Linked DNA regions of Homo sapiens: region 1 is linked to region 2. Evidence: read pairs that join two places in POLR2A ChIA-PET (ENCODE). Cell type or tissue: CD4-positive, alpha-beta T cell. All regions are shown on one strand. Each heading gives the region's core, and the rest is flanking DNA. Links, peaks and the distances in the headings are about the cores only. Region 1 overlaps RBM20 (RNA binding motif protein 20). Region 2 overlaps SMC3 (structural maintenance of chromosomes 3).

Region 1 (16,517 bases), core at 4,313-12,312, 190 kb after region 2:
GCATCTCTTAAGGGTGAGGTGCTTTGTGTTAATTGCTGGAATTTGGCAGTGATGGAAAATGAACTTAAAGGTGTTTGAAACATCTCGTATGTGTTGAGTGTTGACTCATTCTGGACCAGGAGGGGAGTGCCGTGTTAAAATTCATGAGCAGGGGATATTTCGCCAAGAAACAAGGCTTGAGAATAGCTTCTGAGCACCCCTGAAGTAGCTGGAATATGAATTTCAGCACCTCTTAGGTATCTTTAAGTAAAGTTAAGTGTTTAAACAAAACTATTTTCATTGTCGCCAAGCAAGCAAGCAAGTGCATAAACTTCTGTTGTGCGGTTCAGGGTACAAATTTGGACATGGACATGATGGTCTGTTAGCAGACTCAAGCACAACCAAACATGACTCACCTCATTTCTCTATCTGATGCAATTACAAGTAGCTTCAACACATGTGGTAGAGGAATACTAGTTTTCTGCTTGCAAGTGTGTAAAAGCAAATCCATACTCATAAAACGGCATGGACGGGGTGTCTTATATCACGGAGATTTTTTTTTTAACCTCAAAAATAGCTTTTATGCAGCTTTGCCATTGGTTTCTGCCTTATATACATTGGAATCTTTTCTTTCTTGCAATTCTGAGATGTCAGAAAACTGAAGGGGAGAGGGTTAATATGTTCACACACTTGCCCTTCCCCCACATGCATATGCTAACAGCTGCCATGTATGATTTTTGTGGAATTTGATATTTCGAATGAAATGACTTCCTTATTTTCCATAGTAATATAATAATCAATTTTACCACAGAGAACTGTGTACATGTCAAGCCTTGGCTGCCTCTAATTAGCAATGGATGGGGTAGCTGGGGAAAGTGCTGGAGAGCAGTTTCAAGTAAAAAAAATCAGTCTTCAAGCTTTAACCATTCTTTCTGGCCTCAGCCAAGGCAGTTTTCAATCTGCTTGGATCGTAACCACAGGTTTAGTTTGTGGTATTCTAAGAAAATATCTAGAATGGCACATGCAAATGTGATGAAGATGGGCCTGTGTATCTAACCGTTGTGAGGTTGTCTTTTAGCTCTACTCTGCAGTAACTTTGTTTTTTTTTTTGTTTTTTGTTTTTTGTTTTAATTGATCATTCTTGGGTGTTTCTCGCAGAGGGGTATTTGGCAGGGTCATAGGACAATAGTGGAGGGAAGGTCAGCAGATAAACAAGTGAACAAAGGTCTCTGGTTTTCCTAGGCAGAGGACCCTGCGGCCTTCCGCAGTGTTTGTGTCCCTGGGTACTTGAGATTAGGGAGTGGTGATGACTCTTAACGAGCATGCTGCCTTCAAGCATCTGTTTAACAAAGCACATCTTGCACTGCCCTTAATCCATTTAACCCTGAGTGGACACAGCACATGTTTCAGAGGGCACAGGGTTGGGGGTAAGGTCACAGATCAACAGGATCACAAGGCAGAAGAATTTTTCTTAGTACAGAACAAAATGAAAAGTCTCCCATGTCTACCTCTTTCTACACAGACACGGCAACCATCCGATTTCTCAATCTTTTCCCCGCCTTTCCCCTCTTTCTATTCCACAAAACCGCCATTGTCATCATGGCCCGTTCTCAATGAGCTGTTGGGTACACCTCCCAGACGGGGTGGTGGCCGGGCAGAGGGGCTCCTCACTTCCCAGTAGGGGCGGCCGGGCAGAGGCGCCCCTCACCTCCCGGACGGGGCGGCTGGCCGGGCGGGGGGTGACCCCCCCACCTCCCTCCCGGACGGGGCGGCTGGCCGGGCAGAGGGGCTCCTCACTTCCCAGTAGGGGCGGCCGGGCAGAGGCGCCCCTCACCTCCCGGACGGGGCGGCTGGCCGGGCGGGGGGTGACCCCCCCACCTCCCTCCCGGACGGGGCGGCTGACCCCCCCCACCTCCCTCCCGGATGGGGTGGCTGGCCGGGCGGGGGGCTGACCCCCCCCACCTCCCTCCCAGACGGGGCGGCTGGCCGGGCGGGGGGGCTGACCCCCCCACCTCCCTCCCGGACGGGGTGGCTGGCCGGGCAGAGGGGCTCCTCACTTCCCAGTAGGGGCGGCCGGGCAGAGGTGCCCCTCACCTCCCGGACGGGGCGGCTAGCCGGGTGGGGGGCTGACCCCCCCACCTCCCTCCCGGACAGGGCGGCTGGCCTGGCGGGGGCTGACCCCCACCTCCCTCCCGGACGGGGTGGCTGCCGGGCAGAGACGCTCCTCACTTCCCAGACGGGGTGGCTGCCGGGCGGAGGGGCTCCTCACTTCTCAGACGGGGCGGCTGCGGGGCGGAGGGGCTCCTCACTTCTCAGACGGGGCGGCTGCCGGGCGGAGGGGCTCCTCACTTCTCAGACGGGGCGGTTGCCAGACGGAGGGTCTCCTCGCTTCTCAGACGGGGCGGACGGGCAGAGACGCTCCTCACCTCCCAGACGGGGTCACGGCCGGGTAGAGGCGCTCCTCACATCCCAGACGGGGTGGCGGGGCAAAGGCGCTCCCCACATCTCAGACGATGGGCGGCCGGGCAGAGACGCTCCTCACTTCCTAGATGGGATGGCAGCCGAGAAGAGGCGCTCCTCACTTCCTAGATGGGATGGCGGCGGGGCAGAGACGCTCCTCACTTTCCAGACTGGGCAGCCAGGCAGAGGGGCTCCTCACGTCCCAGACGATGGGTGGAGGTTGTAGCCAGCCGAGATCACGCCACTGCGCTCCAGCCTGGGCACCATTGAGCACTGAGTGAACCAGACTCCGTCTGCAATCCCTGCACCTCGGTAGGCCGAGGCTGGCGGATCACTCGCGGTTAGGAGCTGGAGACCAGCCCGGCCAACACAGCGAAACCCCGTCTCCACCAAAAAAATACGAAAACCAGTCAGGCGTGGCGGCGCGCGCCTGCAATCGCAGGCACTCGGCAGGCTGAGGCAGGAGAATCAGGCAGGGAGGTTGCAGTGAGCCGAGATGGCAGCAGTACAGTCCAGCTTCAGCTCGGCATCAGAGGTAGACCGTGGAAAGAGGGGAGAGGGAGAGGGAGGGAAAGGGAGAGGGAGAGGGAGAGGGAGAACTTTCTTATGGCCACAGCTTTGTAAGATAGAGGCAAAAGCCAAAAGTAATGCACATATAATATTCTCTGCCTTGGGCGACATCTGTGTTGTGTTGGCTGTAGTCAGAAAGATATGTGTCTTAAGGCACCAGAAACTTCCACCCATTTTGGGAAAGGGATATTTTTCTCAATAAATAGTTATATGGCTTATTTATAAAGCCCCAATCTTAATGTTCTCATTTAATCTAAGGAGTGTAAAGGAATTAAACTGTGCACATTCCCAAAACACACACGGAAACATATACCATGTCCTTCACAAGGAAACAGGGTATTCTGGTAAGATCTACATTCCCACATGCTTAAGACAGTCATAATTTCAAGTCAGTTGAACCAGTATTTGTTCAGTGCCTCTAATTTGCCCAGTGTTGAGCCACATAGGCACTTGGGAGTTTGAAAGATTCTAGGATGTGGATGATGTCCTCAAGGTGCTTATAATTAGAAGGCAAAACTCCTCCCCTAGCAAACCTCACCTGGCATTCTGCAGCAGAAACTGTATGTGTTCTCTGGGGGAAATCTTGTTGCAAAAAATATTTATCGATTTGCATGAAAAGGTGCCAATAGAGCTAAGAAATATTTTTAGCTGTATTGTGTTTGACCCTTTGTGGACTTGTGACCCTTTGTGGACTTGTAGAAATTTCAGTGTTTATTCTTCAGGGTCATTTAAGACAAATGGTCATGCTGTTTGGAGTGACAAAAATGGCTTGTGGGACCCAAAGTAATAAAGAACAGATTGATTCTATTCTTTTATAGATTGGTAATTCTTAGACTTTGCTGCACAATTGTTCTCCTGGGGAGCTATTAATATTACAAATTCCAGTGCCTGGGTTGAGTCAATCTCTGGAGGTGGGACTCAAGCCCCAGTTCTTTTTAAAACTTCCCAAGTAATTCCTAAGTGCCACCAAGTTTGAGATCTAGTGATACAGATGACTTTATCAACAACCTTTTTTTTGTTGTTGTTTATTTGTTTGTTTTAGCCTAAGCCTTCTAGGGTGAGTTTTGGAATGGGCTTTTTATAATGATGGGGGTGGGTGTTGACTAAAGAACTTTCAGCTTTCTGGAAGCTCACCCTCTGTTCTCTGTACTAGTGAACTCAGTGTAGATGGAGGTATGCTTTCTCCCTTTCCAACAAACCTGGTAATATGATGCCAAGCCAGTCACTCAACCATCTATGTTACCTAAGGTTCCCTGAACCTTGAGTGTTTTTATTACAGCAGCCCAAATGTTCTGAAAATCTTGATTATGTCTCTTAAGGGAAGGTAGTTTTATAATTAATTACATGTGTCCCTTGAAATTATTTTTACATTGTCTGAAACCCCCATGGAAGAGGAAGCCCATTCTTGGTGTACTTGCAGCTAGTAGAAGTAGCTCATTAAAATACAGGGGTTACTCAATTCCTGATAACTCACTATAGATTTTTTTTTTTTCAGACAGGGTCTTGCTCACTCACCCAGGCTGGAGTGCAGTGTTGGTATCATAGCTCACTGTAACCTCAAAACCCAGGGCTCAAGTGATCGTCCCACCTGAGCCTCCCAAGTAGCTGAGATTACAGTTGTGCGCCACCATGCCTGGCCAATCTAAAAAATTTTTTTAGAGACAGAATCTCTCTATGTTGCCCAGGCTGTTCTCGAATTCCTGGCCTCAAGTGATCCTTCTGCTGTGGCCTCCCAAAGTGTTAGGATTACAGGTGTGAGGCCACTACCCCCAGCCACCTCACTATACATTCTTAGGGTTGGAAAGTATTTTCAAAATACTCTAGTACAGCGGTTCTCAAGGTGCAGCATCAGCCTCACCTGGACTTGTTAGAAATGTACATGTTCACGCTCCACCCCCAGATCTTCCGAGTCAGACACAGAGATGAGGGTGTAGGTGGTGGTGAGGGGTGGGCCCAGCATCTGTGTTTTAGGAAGTTCTCCTCTCCGGGTGCCCACCAAAATTTGAATTACTGCTGTTATTTCACCTTGTCAGAAACTGAGGTACCCCAGTCCTCAGATCTGTCTCTGCACCATGGCCAGATCATCCTAACTTTTCTGTGTCATGAATAACTGCCTTAAGAAAACACCCACCATCCTAAAATCATAAGGCATAAAGAAACCTTAAATGTTGTCTCATCTGACCCTCCCATTTCACAGATGAGAAAACTAAGGTCGATAGGGTGACATGAAGTCAATAAGATGTAGAGTTATTGGTGACAGAGCTTTTGGTCTACTTAAAACCGACACAGTCTTCCTCCCCCACTGGCCCACATTGCCTCTCCAGTTTTATGTGGACTTCTAGTATTTGGCTGAAATCACGTCAGTTAAAATGTCTAGGTTAATTGTCAGGCAACTCTAGAAAAAGACCAACAGAATTTTAATTCTTTAAAATTAATCCAAAATTCTTTCATTTCAAATTGGCTTGAATTTTATAACTGTCTTTGTACATTTAATAGAAAAAAATATCGGTGATGTAAACTGCTGAAAAGAAAATTCACAGAACATGGGGACCAGTCCTGGAACATAGGTTTCATCCCAACATCGTGTAGATTAGGCACTTAACAGCGCCTCAGAGGCACACACTGAAATTGCATTTTCTTCCGATTTGGTTAAAAGGAAAAACGTGACAAGAAGTCTGTTTGTTGAATACTTTACAATTTTATACTTGATGTGGTTAGTGATATTTACATAATTTTGTCCGTGTTCAAAGACTGAATCTAATCCACATTCTCTGTAGAGCTTCATCTTTCAAAGCATTGTAGCAATACACAGGGAACATTAAGCCAAGAAAACGAAGGGAGAACACACAGCTATTATCTACATACACATATACATGGAGCAGGCATGTCCATGGATAAATTTTTTTTTGGTTTTTTTTGTGGGTTTTTTTGAGACAGAGTCTGGCTCTGTTGCCCAGGCTGGAGTGCAGTGGTGTGATCTCAGCGATTCTCCTGCCTCAGCCTCCCGAGTAGGTGGGACTACAGGCGCGCACCACTATGCCTGGCTAATTTTTGTATTTTTTTTAGTAGAGACCAGGTTTCGCCATGTTGGTCAGGCTGGTCTAGAACTCCTGACCTTAAGTGATCCGCCTGCCTCACCCTCCGAAAGTGCTGGGATTACAGGCGTTAAGCCACCATGCCTAGCCCATTGAATAGAAGTGTTTATTGGTTCCACACACCTACCATGTGCTAGGTATTGTGATGTGGTGTGGGACACATATAGTTCCTATCTTCGAATGATCATGGGACAGTGGGAAAGTCAGACAAGTGCTTCAGTAGACAATTATGAGAGCAGGTGGTGGAGTTAGAAGAGAGTACAGTTGAGGCTGATGGAGCAGAAGGGCATTCTGAAGATCATGAAAGGGACATCAGTGCACACTGGATGGGAGCAGAAACCAGAGAAGGCTGCCTGGAGGAGGTGTCCTGTGAGCTACATTTCAAAGTATGGTAGATATCTAGGTGAAGGGGAGTAGGGAGGAGGTTGTGTAGGGAGAGGGGCCAGTATATGCCAAGGCATCAATGCTTGTGTGTACATTTTCTATCACTGGGCCAGGATTGATCTATAAATCCCTATGTATTTCTTTGTGTGTATAAACATTAGCAATTTGGTTTCTTAGAGAAACCAAATGCTTTGCATAGCAGTTTTAAAATATACATTTCGAAAAGCTCATTTTTCCATTACAAAAGACTCAGATGTTCCCAAGAAAAGTTTCTCAGTTGAGAGGTCACCAGATCTTATGTTACCGAGAAAATGGAAAGATTTCCCCTAACCCCAGAAGTCAAACCAGCTTCCTCAATTTGAGACTGCACAAAACCAATTAATTTTTGCCCATTGTGGATTTTCTTAATAATTGCATCTCCGACAAACCAACTCCTGTCCTAAATGGATTTGAGCCACATTTCACTCTGAAAGCTGTGGGTCCATCTGGGAAATGTCTTTGTAGATGAGAGAATTTTATAATAAAGTATTTTTGGTATTTCATTTACTAAATCTTCAGGGATATAGGTAAGAGAGCCTCCGTGCTGAACTGACTGCCTAACAGAACAAGGTTAGAGAGAATGAAATTATTTCATGCTGTCTGGCCTGCAACACATGCCTCTGAACGAAGCCATATACAGTCGCGGGTCGCATAATGATGTTCTGGTCAATAACAGATGGCATATACAATGGTGGTCCCATAAGATTATAATACTGCATTTTTACTGTACTTGTCTAGGTTTAAACATATTTAGATATGCACAAATACTCACCATTGTGTTCCAGTTGCCTCCAGCATTCAGTACAGGAACATGCTGTGCAAGTTTGTAGCCTAGGAGCAATAGGGTATATCATATAGCCTAGGTGTGTATGTACACTCTATGATGTTCGCATGACAAAATTGCCTAACAACACATTTCTCAAGACATGTCTCTATTGTTAAGCAGCACATGACTGTATATATAACAATGGTTTCTTTAAAAGCACTCCCAGGAGTGGCCAGGTGCAGAAATAGCTGAATTTGTGAGCAATGATAATGATAGTTAATATAATTATCATATTTTCCAGAGCACCTGCACATCACGTTTGATCTTTACAGTGAGTGGAACAGACATTACGATCTCCATTTGACAGATGAGGAAATTAAACCTTAGAGTTATCAGATTTCAAAGGTGAAGGGACCTTAGAGATCCTTTCATCCAGCTTTCTCATTTTACAAAAAAAAGAACTCCCTGAGATCCAGGGAAACTAACTGACCTAGGATCCCACAGGGAGTGAATAAGGGCTGTTGGGCCAGGCCCAGGTCTTCTGATTTCTAGCTTCCTGATTTTGCACTCCATTGCGCTATTCTCAGTCTTCAGTGTGTTAGAGGAAACTTGGTAGGTTATGCATTTGTTCTTAAGGAGAAATTTTGTTGATATCAGTCCTAGGCACTATTTTATAAATGCACACATGTGGAAAAATCCCTTATTTTCCTGCTTTTTTTCTATATATAGATACAGGCAGATACACAGACAGATAGACACACCACATGTGGATGTCACTGGGGAGATGAAGGTGGGATTGAACTTAGCAGAGTCTCAAAGGGGGCTTCAGCTTTATCTGTCAAATATTCTTTTATTAAAAAATTTTGAAGCAAAATGACCATTACAGTAGCATTTATTCATTTTGGATAATGGGCACTGAATTCATAAGTGTTTGTTTTCCTCTTCATATTTCTGTATTTTAAAATTTTCAAAAAAAACCAAATATGGATATTAAAAATAAATTCTCACCTATAATACCATACCCTCATTTTATAAAAATAAAGAATATTTTCAAAGAAATAAAAATGGTTCAGAAGGATGGAAAGAAAACTATACTATGGGACTCGTTAGTTAAGTTGACATTAATCCTCTGCTTTAAGTCTTTCCTGTGATGACACTAGCAGAATGTGTATCATTTTCTCTGCATTTGCTGCAGGATCAGTTCTCTTTGGCAGGTTTTGAGCCGTTCTAATAAGTCCAGCATGAAAGGCAGGCCTCTCGTGTCAGTTCTAAACCCACCAGCTGCCCCATTGTGACTGCATAGTCCCCTGGTTCTGAGACTGTGCTCTGCCTGATAAGCGACGTACGGAGCACAGTGGACTGAAAGCCCGGGGATCTGATACCAAACATGTTAGTTAAACTCATGTTTAACTAACCCAAACTCATGTTTAACTGGCCCAAAGGAAGTAGGCCCAGAAATGTGGTTTTTGGAGCTCCCTTTAATGAACGTGTAAACAGAGGATAGAATATTGGCCTTACAGTTTAAAAACCCTCCTTCAAGTCCCAGTCAAGTCCCTTATTCACTGGATGACCTCACACGGTTCATCTGATCTTTCTTGGTCTCAGTCTTCTTACTATAGACTGGAAATGGTCATATTTGACTTAGCTGTCCATATGGCTGTTCTGGAGATGAGACAGCTAATGAAGTGAGAACACTCATTAACACACCAACTGAAAAACACAAAACAAAAGAGAGATGATAGGATTATATTGCTGTTATGAATCATTCCAAGAGGTGTCATGGTGATATGAATCATCATATGGTAATGTCATGGCTAAGGCCCAAACACAGAATAGCAGCATTGACCCAGTAGTCTCGAAATTAGTCACAGAGGCCAAGCTAGTGAAGACCCAGCAGCCCTATTGTTATCAAGAAAGAGCACTATCCAAAAGGTGTGTGGCCTCATCTTCTCCTTGCAAAGAGAGAATTCATCTGGTATATGTTGATAGGCGTGTATCCGACCACAGCTACCTCCATCAGCCCTGAGGACAGAGGCAGCCTGCATTCCAGTCCCAGCTCTTCTCTGTCTCGGTGTGTGACTTAGGCGGTTTCACAGAGGACGCCAACTTCATTGGCTTTTGCGGTTTTTTGTTTGTTTGTTTTTTGTTGTTTTCTTTTTGTTTGTTTTGTTTTGTTTTTGTCTGTAGAATGAGTGAGTTAAACTAAATTGTCTGTAAGGCCTCAGCTCACTCTTAAAGTGTGATCACTAGCTAGAGTTTGAACTTTAGCCCCAATATGACTGTTGTGTTGTCATTGTCACCTTTGTAACCTGACATTCAGGAATGTCCCTCTCTAGTTCATATTCTGACCTAGCTTCTGAAAGCATTATAGCAGAGTTGAGAATTTTTGATCTAGGAAAGATAAATATTAAAAAGAAATTCCCACCAAAATACCATAAATAAGGAATGTTTTAAAGAAAAATGGTTCAGAAGGAAGGAAAACTATAATGTAGTTCTTGTTAGTTAAGTTGACATTAATCCTCTCTTTGCTTTAAGTCTCTCCTGTGTTGACACTAGCAGAATGTGTCATAAAGACATGGAAAGATCATAAATTCTCAACTCTGCTCTAAAGATCTGACCTTCAGCGTTGCATTTATTTGGCCACACCTTTATAGTGTGGTCATACCTAGAAAATATTTTCTTGCCTGGTCATCAGCCCTCTCACCTCGATTACTTTCTATATTTTAGCACAAAAGAAGAAATGGCGCATTCACCACTCAGCCAGTTGCACTGGAAGTGAATTTAAATTCCTGAACTGGTTATCTTGGAAGATATTGTGCTTATTGCAGATGTGGCCGGTGCATGAGTTTAGGCACTACCATGCTCTGGGCTGTGGTTCTTGGCTCCTGCTTCTGGATGGCTGGACATTACCAGGAGAGAGCCTGCTGATACATCTACGCACATTCACTCTACTGCACTTCAGCTGTGTCCTTGTTATTCCACAGCCCTTTAAGTCCTGGTTCACCAACCAGATGTTAAGACTCTCTTGGATCCCTCAAATCCCATCCCCATGCCTGCTGCCTCCTCTCTCAGCAGTTGCCCACTCCTTATCTTCTAATCCTCTTTTCTCCCTATGATGATGATAGTGACCCTGTAGCTCCAACTACTGGGTCCTCACAGTCAGTCCACTCCTGCAGAGGAAACTGGAGGGTGACCAGGAACCTTCAAGTCAATGTGGGCCACAGACAGGAACCGTCTTTAAAAGATGGTTAAATGCCCGTGGTTTACGTAGGTTGGCTTTCTTTAAGCAAATAAAGGAAATGCATTGCTTCATGTCCAGCAAAGTACAGGGTGGATTCAGGAGAAGCTGGCTCAAGGCATTCCTAGGAAGTCATCAAGGAGCTGCCTGTACCTCTGTCTTCAGGCCAGCATCTTCTGAGTTGGCTTTATTCTCAAGCAGGCTGTCATTAAGTGATGGCTTAACAACAATTTAGCAACCATGGCATGACAGAGAATCATGCCTGATAGCTCTAACAAAGTATCCGAGAGTGTTCCCCCATGAGCCAATCACTGTTGCCAGAGGGATGTGGTTCTTGGACTGGCCAGGTCTGAGACACGTTGCTTGGGCCCCTATTTGTGCAGAATTGGCCCCTGACTACATTCCCAGAGGGTCTTTGGATGTTTGGTCAGATGGTCTGTACTCTGGGGGGATCAATTCATACCAGCAAGGTCCAGTCAGCCCCTACACCTACCACCGCCTCTCTAGTGGAAGCCACTTTTGCATCTAATTGTCTTGGGAATTGTGTTGGTTTTCTATTGCTGCTGTAACAAATTGCCACAAATTTAATGGCTTATAATAACATACATGTATTATCTTACAGTTCTGGAGGCCATAAGTCCAAAACCAGCCTCACTGGACTACGGTCAAGGTGTTAGTTCCTTCTGGAGGCTCTAAGGGACAATCTGTTTCCTGGTCTTTTCTAGTTTCTAAGAGGCTTCCTGCATTTCTTTGGCTCATGGCCCCTTCCTCCATCTTCAAAGCCAGCAGCAAAGCATCTTCTCTCCTCTCTGACTTCTGTTTCCATCCTTATATCTTCTCGCTGACTCTGATCCTCCTGCTTCCGTCTTAGAAGGACTCTTGTGATTACATTGGGCATACCAAATTAAATTCAGAAATTCAGATAATCAAGATCTTTAATTCAATCATGTCTGCAAAGTCCCCTTTACCATGTAAGATAACATATTCACAGCCTCTGTGGGTTAGAATGTGAACATTTTTATTATTCAGCCTACTGCAGGGATTATCCACTCAATTTAAAAACCTGAACTTAGACAGAGAAAGAGTGTACTGAAGCTCCTGCATTGGAGTGGGAAATTGTAGATAGTGACCTAGGAAGGTGACTTTGTACCTGCTTGTAGGTTTAGTTTTATTTGCTTCTTGGGTGTATTTAGATTGTCCTTTTTGAGCTGTTTGTGGGTTTTTCTCCACAGAATTGGGTACTCATAAAAGAGGTGTCCATATTGCCTCAAAGCCACCAGATTCTGATGAGCCATACCCCTTATCTTCCTTCTTCATTTTGTTCACGGCAATTACTTTGTGCCCATAAAGTGGGAGGCAGTGTGCTGAGGAAATACAAGATTCTCCAAGACACACTCCTTTCTCTTGTGGAACTTATGTCTGGTGGAGTAGAAAGGCACGCACGCAATTATTTTTAACCCAAGGCACAGGATGTGCTGAGTGATATAAAAGTGACAAACTAAGGAGTGGGAAGACAGCAGGAGACATCAGTTCCAGCTTCCAGGGGTGTCAGATCATGCACCCCAATTTTTGGTTCAGAAATATGATCACTACTATATGCACCTCAATTTCAGGTTATTAACTATTGCAGGCTAAGAATTTTAGGGCTTTAAAAATAGTATGATGTGTTTTTTCTTCTTTGTCTAGGGTGTTTGGATGAAAGCAGGTGCTCAGCTCTGATGATTCATGTGAAATCACTTCTACTCAAGGTTGACTAAAGTTGGGAATGATGAAAATTTCCTAGTCAAAGCAAAAATTAAGAAGAAAACCTGGTTAGTTTTCTTATTTTTTGAGGAATCTGAATGGGTTAACGTCTGTAACCTGGGCCATACTCTGAAAAGGACAGGTTTCCCATGGCTGACCTGCAAATACCCAGCATGGCTGGCTTTCCTAGTTGGAAAGCCCTTCCTCACGTGTCCTTTCAGTGGCAAAGGGGAATCTCTACTAAGAGCTCCCTCCTGCCCAGAATGCAATTTTAGAAAATAGAGCTGACTTCTCTGGGAAAAACAAAACCAACCTTGTCTTACTCTGGTCATGGAAACCAACTTGGCACCTCATTATCGCCTTGTTAGCAAGAACAGGCTGTATGATGGACAAACCTGGGAGGAAGAGTTGGCCCTGTGTGGCCACGGTTTTGAGTTAAGCTTAATTGCTTTTCTAAAGCTCAGCTACTTAATACTACACAAGTCAAAATCTATCATCAGACTCTTGACCATCCATTCTCCTCTTCCTTCCGTATTCTTGCCTACATAGACATTGGTCGCTCCCCATTCTGCTGCTGTTGAATTTGTGCTGGGTCACCCAGGGACCCCCAAGGCTTGTTTGCAACCAGCCCGGCTCCCCAAAGGAGAACAGGGCTGTAACTACCTTTAACTTTCAGTGCCCTCTTCCCCCATATTTTAAAATGCAGCCAGCCTGTTCTGCCCTTGGAGCATAGCAGGGCTGCTGGCTGGGGAAGGTGGTGTCTTTTTAACAACTTATAGGCAATTTTTGATTTTTCATGCAAATGGGAAAGAATAACAAAGGCATTTTATCTGGCTCTCAAATGTGCTTTGTACTTACATTTAAATGTGGGTGTGCCTGATGTTCTGGGAACTCCCTTCCAACAAGACAGTGTGGCAACCCATGTCACTTGCTATGTCTCCCTTTTCCTCCTCAGCTGAGCTAGCTCCCAGCCTCTCTCGTTTTTGTTCCATTATCATTGGATTTTTACTGTACAGAACCTGTGACAGTGGAGACTAAGGTGTCCCAGTTGTGCAGTGTCTACCCTGTACTGCCTAAGCATGCTTATTGTACAGCATGCATTGTTTATGGCAACTCCAATTTCCAGTTTTCCAGTCCCCTTCTTCCCATTCAAATGTCCCAGAATTCCAGTTCATCAACATCCTGAACATATTTCCTGATGACACCCACTTTTCAGAGGGGAATTTAAAACCTGGAAAATGTGGTCTTAACCAAAGATTCCCTCCCTGCCTGTGGTAACCACATATCCCAGATGTTCTGGGAAAGTCTTTCCAGTTTCCAGACCATGCACACTGATTTTTGGTCCAGAAACCACTATAACCAACCAATATAGGTCACATGAAAGACACATGTCAGACGGACACCCTTTCTGCAGTAAGATTCGGTGAGAGTCTGCTATTGTCCCCTACCTCAAATTCAGATTTTTTTACTTGTAATTTTTTGGTTATTCCTTATACTAGTTAGGTTTGAGAGCTCAGTTGAAGGGAACTGTGATATTGTGAGATTTGGTCTTCCTCAGGTTTCCTAGCATAAAACTCCAAAAGTCTTTGGAATCGGATAAATATCTTTTTGTATGCTAATAAGCTGACAAATGTCTGGCAGCCCCTTAGGTATCTTTAGGATGGGGTCTGGTTACTGGAAAGACCACAGCAGGATGGAAGGGTTGGGACTTTCAGCCTCACCCCTAACCTCAGGGAAGGAGAATGGGGCTGAAAGTAGAGTTGATCACCAATGGCCAATGATTTAATCAAACATGCCTGTGCAATGAAACCTCCGTAAAAACCCAGAAAGGACTGGGACATGTGGAGGTTCCTGGAGAGGGGGGTGCCCGAGAGGATGTGGGAGCTCTGTACCCCTTCCCAAACACTTTGCCCCATGCACCTCTTCCATCTGGTGTTCATTGGCATCCTTTGTCATATATCCTTTCTAATAAACCAGTAAAACTAAGCATCTCCCTCAGTTCTGGGAGCCTCTCTAGCAAATTAGTCTAATTCTGATTTACAGCCAGTTGGTCAGAAGCATGAGTAAAACAACCTGGGGCTTGTGATTGACATCCAAAGTGGGGGGACAGTCTTGTGGGGCTGAGCCATCAACCTGTGGGATCTGACGCTTTCCCCAGGTAGTGTCAGAACTGAATTGGCAGACACCCAGCTGGTGTCCACTGCAGAACTGGTTGCTTGCTTGGTGTGTGGAGAAAACCTCCCACACATCTAGTGTCAGAAGTGGTTCGTGTTGTGAGAGTATAGGAGACGCTGAATTTGTTTGTGCCTATATTCAGACAGGAAGACAATTCATGTTACTTTTGGATGTGAAATGAGGACAAGGATGAAAATGTGTTTGGCACAAATGTAAACACGATTCACTCTGTAGGCAATTGTTAAGCCTGCCTTTTTCACTTAACATTAGAGCATATAGATTTTCTCATGTCATTAAAGTGGTTTTGTTTTTGTTTTTTTGTAACAGAGACTTTGGCAAATTCAAGATAATGTTTACCATTGGCAATCACGGGGAAGGGTGAGGTGGGGGGAGCACGTAACCAAGGGAGATTTATCGTATTGGAATGCTCTCTGTCTTAAGCTTGGTGCTGTGTACTCTTTTTTGAATGTCCTAAATGTTACATAATAAAGTAGAAATTTGAACACCAATAGTAATGGTTACTTAATATTTTATTATGTTGGTGTATCATAATTTCCTCAGTTCAAATCCCATCTCGCTATTGTTGGATATTTGTAATTTTCAACTTTGGACTCTTAAATAGTATAGTATTAAGCATCTTTGGGTATCAAATTTTGTCTGCATTTGAGCTCATTTTCTCAGTTTTGATTTATATAATTGAATTCCAGGGTCAAAGAATATGGCTATAATAAATGCATTTTGTTAGACTATCTTTTAACAAAGCTGTATGCGTTGATTATCATTGACATTGTGCCTATTCTACTCTCTCTCCAACACGGAGTGCCATTTTAAAAAATTGCTATTTTGCTAGGCAAATATTTGTTTTGAATGGTTTTAGTTTATGTTTCTACTTACTAGTGAGATTGAACGTTCTGTCATATAATTTTTCCATTGGAGTTTTTTTTTTTTTTTTTAATGTGTATGTGTGAGCACAGGTTTTTGCAGATTCACTTGTATGTGGGACCAGTGTGGGAAGGTCTTGTTTATGTGGGAGGGGGGACCACAGATAACAAAGAACAGCCCCTTGCCCCCCTCATTGAAAACCAGCTGTGCATCTAGACCTCTGTCTTCCCACAGTGCCGCCAAGCTCCTGGACAAGAACCCATTCTCGGTCAGTAACCCGAACCCTCTGCTTCCTTCACCTGCCAGTCTCCAGCTGGCTCAACTGCAGGCCCAGCTCACCCTCCACCGGCTGAAGCTGGCACAGACAGCTGTCACCAACAACACTGCAGCCGCCACAGTCCTGAACCAAGTCCTCTCCAAAGTGGCCATGTCCCAGCCTCTCTTCAATCAACTGAGGCATCCGTCTGTGATCACTGGCCCCCACGGCCATGCTGGGGTTCCCCAACATGCTGCAGCCATACCCAGTACCCGGTTTCCCTCTAATGCAATTGCCTTTTCACCCCCCAGCCAGACACGAGGCCCCGGACCCTCCATGAACCTTCCCAACCAGCCACCCAGTGCCATGGTGATGCATCCTTTCACTGGGGTAATGCCTCAGACCCCTGGCCAGCCAGCAGTCATCTTGGGCATTGGCAAGACTGGGCCTGCTCCAGCTACAGCAGGATTCTATGAGTATGGCAAAGCCAGCTCTGGCCAGACATATGGCCCTGAAACAGATGGTCAGCCTGGCTTCCTGCCATCCTCGGCCTCAACCTCGGGCAGTGTGACCTATGAAGGGCACTACAGCCACACAGGGCAGGATGGTCAAGCTGCCTTTTCCAAAGATTTTTACGGACCCAACTCCCAAGGTTCACATGTGGCCAGCGGATTTCCAGCTGAGCAGGCTGGGGGCCTGAAAAGTGAGGTCGGGCCACTGCTGCAGGGCACAAACAGCCAATGGGAGAGCCCCCATGGATTCTCGGGCCAAAGCAAGCCTGATCTCACAGCAGGTCCCATGTGGCCTCCACCCCACAACCAGCCCTATGAGCTGTACGACCCCGAGGAACCAACCTCAGACAGGACACCTCCTTCCTTCGGGGGTCGGCTTAACAACAGCAAACAGGGTTTTATCGGTGCTGGGCGGAGG
Region 2 (11,420 bases), core at 2,591-10,590:
TTATCTTAAAATGACAATGAATACTCTGTTAACAAATGGGAATGTACAAACTGTTGTGAAAAGTGTCTTGGTTAAGAGTATTGAGTATTTGTAGTATTATTTTTAGTGAGATAATTGAAATTTTAAAATAAATACTTATGGGCAAGGACTTTAAAATGACCTTATTTAAAAAGTTTTCTCCTTTACTATTAAATTAACTGTGGGCTTTTACATTTTTTCTTAGATCGATAAAGAGGAAGTTTCACTTCGAAGAGTTATTGGTGCCAAAAAGGATCAGTATTTCTTAGACAAGAAGATGGTCACGTAAGCATTTTTCTTTTTTTTAAAAAAACTGAATATGTACTTAAATAGAGATGGGGTATTGCTGTGTTGGCCAGGTTGGTCTCGAACTCTTGGCCTCAAATGATCCACCTCGGCTTCCTAAAGTGCTAGGATTACAGACATGAGCCACCACGCCCAGCCAGCATTTTTCTTTTTCTCAATACGGAGTCTTGCTCTGTCGCCCAGGCTGGAGTGCAGTGGCGCAGTCTCGGCTCACTGCAACCTCCACCTCCCGGGTTCAAGCTATTCTGCTGCCTCAGCCTTCTGAGTAGCTGGGATTGCAGGCAGTCACCACCACACCCGGCTACTTTTTGTATTCTTAGTAGAGACGGGGTTTCACCATGTTGGCAGGCTGGTCTCGAACTCTTGACCTTGTGATCTGCCTGCCTTGGCCTCCCAAAGTGCTGGGATTAGAGGCATGAGCCACTGCGCCCAGCCCGCAATTTTATGATTTCCTTACAAAAGAGTAAAAAGTATTCTTTTACCTGCTTCATATATGAGGAATATTTGCTTCATCTTCAACAAGTCAACATATAGAGGATAAACATAAGAATCAGAAAGTTCTGAGGATGATACAGATGGTTTAATTACTGATCTTTCCTCCCTAATGCTATCAACCAAGGGGCTACTCTACTCATTGCTTAATGGTGCTTTAAAATTATTTATCGGAAAGTAATTTCATTGTTTGTCAACAGGAAAAATGATGTGATGAACCTCCTTGAAAGCGCTGGTTTTTCTCGAAGCAATCCTTATTATATTGTTAAACAAGGAAAGGTAAAACAATTGTATGTCCTTTTTAAGTAGAATTTGTTTTCTGAGTAATTCTTGAGTGATGAATTTGGTTTATTGATTTGAGTGGTTAAGCTGAAGCAAAAATGGCCATATTCTTTTACATGGCCATAAAGTACCAAATAGGTCCATTGCATGTTGAGATGGAAGTATTTCAGCATATTAAGTGGATCTTGTTTTCCTAGTGACTGGTATTACTTACTGAGGTGAAAGTATGGGAAGACATTATTGGCTTATGAATGTTGCAATAATTAAGAATATTGTAGGAATTCTATAAAAATCACATTTGAAAAACTTTCTAAAATTAATATTTTGTGTTACCTAATTATTTATCACAATTAAAATACTGAAAAGCTAACATTACCAGAAATCTGCCATTTTGCCACATGTTATTTTCCCTAATAGGGATTATGTTTTTACATTTTTTCAGCAGCCAAACTACAAACTTTTTTAGCTGATTGTTCTGCTCTCTTCTCATATACTTTCACTTTTTTTTTGGACTAGGGAAAATTCTCAAAGAATATTCACTTATTTTATACTGTAGGCCTTTTTTTCTAGATATGTATTGGAAAGTTAGCATTTAGAAGAAGTGATTAGGAAGAATATGGAGTTTCAGTTTTAGAAAATGTGTTACTGGAAGAACACGTTTTTTTCCGATTTAACTATTTGTGGGAGATAAATTTTTTTAAATGGAGGCTGATTTGAAAGAGCACTTTTCTGAGATCCGTCTGCTGTCAATCTAGGCCCTTTTACTTCATTTCAGTTTCTGCCCGTATGCCATCCTTGATTGCCTCATCTGAAAGCATTGCCGTCCCCTCAACCCTATGTGCTTTATTTCCTTAATCTGTTTTATTTTTCTTCATAACACTTACACTGTTAGGATAGTACTTATTTTCTGTCTTTTTCCATTAGAATGTAAGCTCCATGAGGGTGGGACCTTTTCTGCTTTGTTTGCTCTTTTCCAGTGCCCAGCAGTGGCACATATGTTGTAGCCATTTGAAAAATAATTTTTAAGTGAGGAAATTGCATGAACCAATATGTATAATTGGAGCGTTCAATAATGAGGATCTGAAGGATGATTCTTTGATGTAGATACTTTTGATAGACCTATTTTCGTAGAGATAATTTCAATTTTTTAATGCAGTGATATCATTTTTGACATTTAGGGATACTTGTTATATATTAAGTTGCATGGCACTTAAGTTGTACCATTCTCTCTATATTTAAAGCATACCATTTTTGTCATATCATTAGCCTTCTGTATCTGTAGGTTCCACATCTGCAAGTTCAGCCAACCATGGATCAAAAATATTTAAAATAAATAAAATTTTAAAACAGTACAATAAGAAATAATACAAATTTAAAAATACAGTAAAACTATTTACATAGCATTTACATTGTATTATTATAATTAATCTAGATATTAAAGTATATGGAAGGATGTGCATAGGTTATATGCAAATACTATGCCATTTTATATAAGGGACTTGAGCATCCTTGGATTTTGGTACCTGCAGGGGGTCCTAGAACCAATCCCCATGGAAACTGAGGAAGAATTGACTTTTAATATATTATTGTAGCTTTAAAAAAAAGTGTAGTCAGTGATGGTTTTCCCTTATAAAAATACTTTGTTTTTTGAGAATGGAGCTCATCTTTTATACCTTATCATATTGACTAAGAAAAAGATGGTGGTGTGAGATACTCCTTCACTTGTTAGCCCTATTCATAAAGGAGAGTTATGACCGTAACAGTTGTATTTGGATTTTATTTGGTAAATTTCATTTAAGTAAAGGAGACATAGATATGTAGGCATGCGTACTATACAAATGACATTAGCCAAATCATAATCTGTTTAAAACTTGGCATGTCCCAAATTCAAAAGTCTGAAATACAGAATGCTCTACAATCTGAAACCTTTCGAGTGTGGACATGACATTCAAAGGAAATGCTTGTTGGAACATTTTGGATTTCAAATTTTTGGATTTGGGTTGCTCATCTGGTAAGTATAAATGCAAATATTCCAAAACTTGAAAAAATCTAAAATCTGTAACACTTCTGGTTTCTAACCATTTTGCATAAGGGATACCCAACCTTCATGTGTATTAAAAACCTTTCAACGTGGAGTTCTTCTTCTTAAACGGAGGCTACAGCTATGTAATGATTATTTTTCTAAAAATTTTAGATCAACCAGATGGCAACAGCACCAGATTCTCAGAGATTAAAGCTATTAAGAGAAGTAGCTGGTACTAGAGTGTATGACGAACGAAAGGAAGAAAGCATCTCCTTAATGAAAGAAACAGGTAAAATAAATGTGATTCTGCCTTATTTTTTTGTTGCAAATTACTGTTTTTGTGACAGAGTGGCTCCATGATGGGAATATAGTAGGTGTTTAGTATATGACAGCATTAGATAATGCTGTTATTAATAAAAATTGAGAATCCATAACACCAATGATGTTAGTAGCTTTTAAAAATATTGTGGAAACGCACACTGACTTTTTTTTTTTTTTTTTTTGAGATGGAGTCTTGCTCTGTCACCCAGGCTGGAGTGCAGTGGCGCGATCTCTGCTTATTGCAACCTCTGCCTCCCGGGTTCAAGTGATTCTCCTGCCTCAGCCTCCCTGAGTAGCTGGGATTACAGGTGCCCACCACCATACTCAGTTAATTTTTGTATTTTTAGTAGAGACAGGGTTTCACCATGTTGTCCAGGCTGATCTCGAACTCCTGACTTCAGATGATCCACCTGCCTTGGCCTCTCAAAGTGCTGGGATTACTCATGAGCCACTGCGCCTGGCCGGCACACTGACTTTTTAAAAGGAAGCTTAAACTGAGGCCCTTACTACATGTTATAAAAGAACCAGTGTCACCATGTGTAAATTTGTTCTCTGGTGCTTTTCATAATAAAGGATCTTAACCCATTTATGCCTAGCATTCCATTATTGGAATCCTAAGCTTGTGGATGTTACTTATATTCTACTGCTCAAGGTCATTGCCAAGGTCTGATTTTTCACAGAAAAAAATTTGCAACCTCTGGCATAAATGGGTTAATTGCTATTTTAGTATTTTAAATTGGGTTACCACATCACATCAAAGAAATAATGCTACAGTTCTTAAAAATAATTTAATTCAAGGTATATTTAAGAAGTGATATTACATAAAAATCTTATTCAATTCTTCCACCTCTCTCCCCATTTCTTTTAAGAGGGCAAACGGGAAAAAATCAATGAGTTGTTAAAATACATTGAAGAGAGATTACATACTCTAGAGGAAGAAAAGGAAGAACTAGCTCAGTATCAGAAGTGGGATAAAATGAGACGAGCCCTGGAATATACCATTTACAATCAGGAACTTAACGAGACTCGTGCCAAACTTGATGAGGTAAAATATTTACCTGTGACACTTAAAATCAGATTAATTTTGTTTTTATGAATTTGTTAAACTCAGGCCATAATTACACTTTTCAGTGATTTTAAATAGAAACTTAAAAAAAACCTCTCAATGAATTTATTAGTCAGCAAGTTTTTTTAGTTCAAGGAAATTAGCCATGTGGTCCTTGCTATATAGTATTATCTGAAATATAATCAGATGGTGGTATTAGGCAGACAAGATGAGAGGAAAGCCATTTTGAAGGCTTCTTGTAGTTGTAGTATATCCTAAACTACACATTTTGTACAAAAATTTAGTGCTTCAGTTTTCTAGTTTAAAATCATTTTTAAAATTTTTGTAGAAAATTTGAGCAGTTACTTTTGGTTTATTTTAATAGAAAAATTTTTATTAGATGTTATGAAATATTTAGTAATTACAAAATGAGTTAGATATGATAAGTTGTTTTTTTTCTTAGCTTTCTGCTAAGCGAGAGACTAGTGGAGAAAAATCCAGACAATTAAGAGATGCTCAGCAGGATGCAAGAGATAAAATGGAGGTAAGATTATAAACAAGGTTCATGTTAACTTACTTTTTACTTTTGAGACAGGGTCTTGTTCTGTCATCCAGGCTGGAGTACAGTGGTGCCATCATGGCTCATTGTAGCCTTGACTTCCTGGGCTCAGGCAATCCTCTTGCCGCAGCTTCCTGAATAGCTGGAGCACAGGTGTGTACCACCACACCTGTCTAGTTTTTAAATATATTGTAGAGACAAGGTCTTACCATGTTGCCCAGGCTGGTCACAAACTCCTGGGCTCAAGTGGTCCTTCTGCCTCAGCCTCCTGAAGTTTTTTTTTTTTTTTTGGAAGACAGGGTCTCACTCCATTGCACAGGCTGGAGTGCAGTGGTGAGATCACAGCTCACTGCAGCCTTGATCTCTCAAGCTCAAGTGATCCTCCCACCTCAGCCTCCTATTTTTGTTATTTTTTGAAGAGATGGAATCTCAGTATGTTGCCCAGGCTGGTTTTGAACTCCTGGGTTCAAGGAGTCCTCCCACCTGGGCCTCCCAAAGTGCTGAGTTTACAGGCATGAGCAACCATGTCCAGCCATCGTATGTTTTTGACCATAGTAAACCCTTTTGTACCAGAATTATGGAATGATTACACAAGGGAGAGTTAGAGGAATTGAATATTGAAAGGACAGAGTATTACTAAACATTAAGTGAAAGAGAATTAATGGTGTCACAATTCTGCTATTGTACTTCTAATTGCCTTATTTTCTGTTTAATACTTTTGAATAGGATATCGAACGCCAAGTTAGAGAATTGAAAACAAAAATTTCAGCTATGAAAGAAGAAAAAGAACAGCTTAGTGCTGAAAGACAAGAGCAGATTAAGCAGAGGACTAAGTTGGAGCTTAAAGCCAAGGATTTACAAGATGAACTAGCAGGCAATAGTGAACAAAGGGTAAGTTAAAATGCTAAAAATGAAAGATGTGAATGTTCAGGTGAGTAGCAACTGTAGAAGACAGCCCTTTCTGTGACTGGTGTGTGTTGGAATTTTTTTTTAAGCTTTGCTACGTTAGCATAATTTGTACTCAAGTAACAACTTGGTACTGTCCCTTTGTTTCTTACATTAAAAAAGAGTTTCATGTTACAGGTGGGTTTTCTCATGAAGTTTTTTTCCTGAGAAAACATTTATGCTAGACCTAAATTATGCAAAAAATTTAAAGCAGTTTGCATTTTTACTTTGTTTACAGAAACGTTTATTAAAAGAGAGGCAGAAGCTGCTTGAAAAAATAGAAGAAAAGCAGAAAGAACTGGCAGAAACAGAACCCAAATTCAACAGTGTGAAAGAGAAAGAAGAACGAGGAATTGCTAGGTCTGAGAACTTTCACCAACACTTTAACTTTCTACATCATATTATGTAAAACTAGGTTGTCCGAGGAGCTCAATTATATAGTAGCTGCTTTTTACACTTAATTCTTTTTGTATCTTTTTGAAAAATGGCTTTATGTTTCTGTGTGCAGTTGACATTATTGGTTGCAATTAAACTTGGTTATTATTCTCCTTTTCATCCCATTTGCTTCTATTTTGTGTAGATTGGCTCAAGCTACCCAGGAAAGAACGGATCTTTATGCAAAGCAGGGTCGAGGAAGCCAGTTTACATCAAAAGAAGAAAGGGATAAGTGGATTAAAAAGGAACTCAAGTCTTTAGATCAGGCTATTAATGACAAGAAAAGACAGATTGCTGCTATACATAAGGATTTGGAAGACACTGAAGCAAATAAAGAGAAAAATCTGGAGCAGTATAATGTAAGAACTTCTATAGCTGCTTTGTAAAAATCTTTCAGAAGAGATAAATGTGTTTAGTTTTATCTACTTCAAGTTTTCTTTTTAAATAAGTCTACATGTTGCTCTTAAAATATATGACAGATACTTATTTAGAAAAGGCCTGCACAGTTTAATATACATATAGTTCTTTTTTAAAGAATATTCATGTCATTGAGCCTTTATGTAGATTAAGTATATTAAAATGTATGTATGTATTTTTAATTTTTTTGAGATAGGGTCTTGTTCTGTCACCCAATCTGGAGTGCAGTGGTACAAACACAACTCACTGCAGCCTCCACCTTCCAGGCTCAGCGATCCTCCATCCTTAGCCTCCTAACTGGGACCACAGGCATGTATCACCAGGCCCAGCAAAATTTTTATTTATTTTTTTGTAGAGACGAGGTCTTGCCATGTAGCCTAGGCTGGTCTCGAAATCTTGGGCTTAAGCAATCCTCCGACCTTGGCCTCCCAAAGTGGTGGGATTAGAGGCATGAGCCACTGTGCCCAGCTTAAAATATGTTTTTATGAATTGGTAGCATGTGTCTTACATACCCTTAATTTAACAAGATGTCACAACATATGTCTAAAATAGCTTGTTGGTAACTTTTTTTTTTTGAGATGGAGTTTGGCTCTTGTTGCCCAGGCTAGAGTGCAATGGCGCAATTTCGGCTCACTGCAACCTCAGCCTCCTGAGTAGCTGGGATTACAGGCATGCACCACCAAGCCCAGCTAATTTTGTATTTTTAGTAGAGATGGGGTTTCTCCATGTTGGTCAGGCTGCTCTCAAACTCCCAACCTCAGGTGATCTGCCTGCCTCAGCCTCCCAAAGTGCTGGGGTTACAGGCGTGAGCCACCGTGCCCAGCTGATAGTAACAATTTTTTTTTTTTTTTTTTAATACGAGTCTCACTGTGTCACCCAGTCTGGAGTGCAGTGGCATGATCTCAGCTCACTGCAACCTCCACCTCCTGAGTTCAAGCAATTCTCTGCCTCAGCCTCCCGAGTGGCTGGGATTACAGGTGCCTGCCACCACGCCCGGCTAATTTTTTTGTATTTTTAGTAGAGGTGGGGTTTCACCATCTTGGCCAGGCTGGTCTTGAACTCCTGACCTCGAGATCCACCCACCTCAGCCTTCCTAAGTGCTGGGATTGCAGGCGTGAGCCACCATGCCCGGTGTAATTTTTTTTTTTTAAAACTTCATTTTTTGGTATTCCAGCATCTTATGTTACATTTAGTTGTCATGTTTCTTTTATCTGCTTTAATCTGGACCAGTTCTTCAGTTTTTTCTTGACTTTTGGGACTTGACATTTTAAATTATTTGTTATAAAGTACATATATTAATATTTATGTACTTATTAATTGTATATTATATATAATTATTTGTCCCTAATCTCTTTTTTTTGGAGATGGAGTGTTGCTCTGTCGCCCAGGCTGGAGTGCAGTGGCGCGATCTCGGCTCACTGCACCCTCCGCTTCCCGGGTTCAAGCAATTCTCCTGCGTCAGCCTCCCAAGTAGCTGGGACCACAGGCACATGCCACCACGCCTGGCTAATTTTTTGTATTTTTAGTAGAATGGCGTTTCACTGTGTTAGCCAGGATGGTCTTGATCTCTTGACCTTGTGACCTGCCTGCCTCGGCCTCCCAAAGTGCTGGGATTATAGGTGTGAGCCACCATGCCTGGCCCCTAATCTGTTATAGTGATTTGCCCACTTTAAGTTTTTGGTGACTCACCTTTAAATGTATCCAAAACCTCAGTGAAGTTTTAAAGAAAGAGCTGTTTACTTTGTACTCATATTCTCACTTTACATAAAGAAAAAAATATATAGTGGGGAGAAAACACAACAGCCTCTGTAGGCATAAACAATAGGTAGGTAAAATTGCGAGGAGTGTAGCCTGCTGTTTTTGGAAGTCCAGTCGTGCTGTGGGTTTTAGTTGTGATACTTTGTGGAAGGAGTGGAAAAGTTGGGTTAATCCAGGCAGTTCTTTATATGGTTAGTATAGTCTGAACTGATAGTTAACACCTCCTTTCTTGAAATAAAATGAGTTTTCTCTTGAGTTTATGAAACCAACCTCAGCAGATGCCCTTTTTGAAGGTGCCTCCAGTGAGAGAATTTATTCATTTTTTGTCATGCTTGAAGTTCATTATTTTCCAGTATTCCAGCCACACTTTTGGTTATCAGAATGACCACTTGTAAAGATGAAGCCTTTCCTTTGGACAGAGATGATTTTATGGCGCTGATTTTGTTATGTAAATAGCCTTTTTTTTGAGACAGCCCCACTCTGTTGCCAGGCTGGAGTGCAATGGTGCGATCTTGGCTCACTGCAACTTCTGCCTCCTGGGTTCAAGCGATTCTCCTACCTCAGCCTCCCATGTAGCTGAGATTACAGGCGCCCGCCACTGCTCCCGGCTAATTTTTGTATTTTAGTAGAGACAGGGTTTCACCATGTTGGTCAGGCTGTTCTCGAACTCCTGACCTCAGGTGATCCGCCCACCTGAGCCTCCCAAAGTGCTGGGATTACAGGCGTGAGCCACCGCGCCCGGTGTAAATAGGCTTTTGCCTCTTGGTATAATCCTAAATTAATTTTTCCACAGTGTATTTTTAAAACCTGCAGTATGAAAAATAAAATGTCTTTTTGGTGGTTTTATTATGCTTTATTACAGTTCATTTATGTGATACATATCCTACATACTTATCAAACTTAAGTTTTTAGACTTTTCTAACTTATGTCAGTGGTATCTTGGCCGTAGCAACTGCTGTGGAGAAGGGGAAGCTCTTAGATAGTTTCAGTGCAAACTAAATGTTTTCTCTTTTCCAGGTTGTAATGCATTTAATAAAGTCTACAAAACATTATATTTTGAATTTAATATAGGTAGCTTACTTTATTACTGGTTCTGAGTAGCATCATGGTGTCAGAAAGGGAACCATTAGTGTTCAGATACACCTGGAAAAAAACAAAGTATGTAGGACTTAAGAAATACTGTAAGCTGCCAGGCGCAGTGGCTTACGCCTGTAATCCCAGCACTTTGGGAGGCCGAGGTGGACGGATCACGAGGTCAGGAGATCGAGACCATCCATCCTGGCTAACACGGTGAAACCACATCTCTACTAAAAAATATAAAAAATTAGCTGGGCGTGGTGGCGGGCGCCTGTAGTGCCAGCTACTCGGGGGGCTGAGGCAGGAGAATGGCGTGAACCTGGGAGGCAGAGCTTGCAGTGAGCCAAGATTGCACCACTGCACTCCAGCCTGGACGACAGAGCGAGACTCCGTCTCAAAGAAAAAAAAAAAAAAAAAGAAATATTGTAAGCTGTAATGCTAGTTAATAACACAACAGTCTGAATTGTTTAGGACTGTAAAAGTTGAAACATTAATTTAGGAAAACTGACTCTTCAAGGTTTATACTCTTCTTTTAGCATGTGTTCAGATAGCCTGGGGATGAATTAAGTAATTGCTGCAGAAAAGTTAAATTTTACCTAGGGAATTTGTTAACTCTTTTATGGTTTCAGATACCACTGAGTCCCAAATTCCTTATGTGTAGAATTAAAGGGTTTAATTATCCAAGATGTTAAAAGTCATTCTGATTATCCAAGATTTTTTGAGACAGAGTCTCGCTGTGTCACCAGGTTGGAGTGCAGTGACACAATCTCAGCTCACTGCAACCTCCCCATCCTGGGTTCAAGTGATTCTCCTGCCTCAGCCTCCCCCAGTAGCTGGGACTACAGGCGTGTGCCATCACGCCTGGCTAATTTTTGTATTTTCAGTAGAGACGGGGTTTCACGATGTTGCCCAGGATGGTCTCCATCTCTTGACTTCATGAGCTGCCCACCTCGGCCTCCCAAAGTGCTGGGATTACAGGTGTGAGCCACCGCGCCCGGCCAATCTAAGATTTTGTGACTCAGTAGTAACATTGACTTTTTGTCAGTGGAATTAGTAGTAACATTGACTTTTGTCCATTAAAATTTTGGACAAAAAGTCAGTGTTACTACTGAGGATGAATAATTGTCAGTACTCTGTGGGAATATTTACAATTACTTTGATATCTGACAATAATTAGTTATAATACAAACAGATGAATGTAATTACTTTATGAAGCAGTTTGAAGCCCTTCCCCTGAAGGATGATCTTCAGCTTTATTTTGCTTGTCTTATTGCTTCCCAGTAAGGCAAGGATTTTTGTTTGCTTTGGTCTTTTATGATTCCCCAGCTCTTCTAAGAATGCCTGGTACATACTGGGGTTTTGGTAACTTCACTAAGTGGATGAAGTGTCAGCTTCCTTAAACTCTAGCCAGTGAGGCTATTGGATTTTTTCAGCTCAGTATAGTCTACTAAATTAATGAATACAGTTCATTAATTCTCCTTAAGGAAACAGCATCTTACGTTAGGTTCTTAGAGATTTGTTATAGGTTCTGCCAAGATTTTTAACTCATTTTTCTTGAATGTAAAATAGTTGAAAATAGTTTTTGTGTTCTGTTGTGTGTGTGTGTAGAGGGGGCAGTATGAAAGTATATAATGGACTATTATGAGAACTTAGAATTTTTTTTCTAAAATTCTGGAGTGTATATTATAGAAATAGGAAGATTTAGATCACTAATGAACAAATTAACTTTTAGCAACATGTTT

The links. Peaks named below come from ENCODE experiments on the same cell type or tissue, not always from the same donor. Only the 100,000 strongest peaks of a DNase experiment are listed, where the experiment ranks them.
Region 1: POLR2A ChIA-PET joins it to region 2 with 11 read pairs; 2 of 35 experiments call an interaction of 5 or more read pairs at or near these places.

What each region holds. Positions count from the first base shown.
Region 1 is chr10:110,765,236-110,781,752 of GRCh38, forward strand. It overlaps RBM20 (RNA binding motif protein 20), which reads left to right. Exons shown (of 14, transcript NM_001134363.3): 2 at 15,566-16,517. Among named protein-coding and RNA genes, the nearest start is that of PDCD4-AS1, 97 kb to the right of the region's middle. RefSeq lists enhancers at 9,248-10,447, 9,338-9,527. In CD4-positive, alpha-beta T cell, for the core only: no CTCF peak of the experiment used is centred there; a DNase peak (open chromatin) is centred at 9,156.
Region 2 is chr10:110,577,612-110,589,031 of GRCh38, forward strand. It overlaps SMC3 (structural maintenance of chromosomes 3), which reads left to right. Exons shown (of 29, transcript NM_005445.4): 6 at 224-303; 7 at 1,017-1,095; 8 at 3,293-3,410; 9 at 4,312-4,487; 10 at 4,951-5,031; 11 at 5,773-5,937; 12 at 6,230-6,351; 13 at 6,572-6,785. Among named protein-coding and RNA genes, the nearest start is that of SMC3, 16 kb to the left of the region's middle. In CD4-positive, alpha-beta T cell, for the core only: no CTCF peak of the experiment used is centred there; no DNase peak of the experiment used is centred there.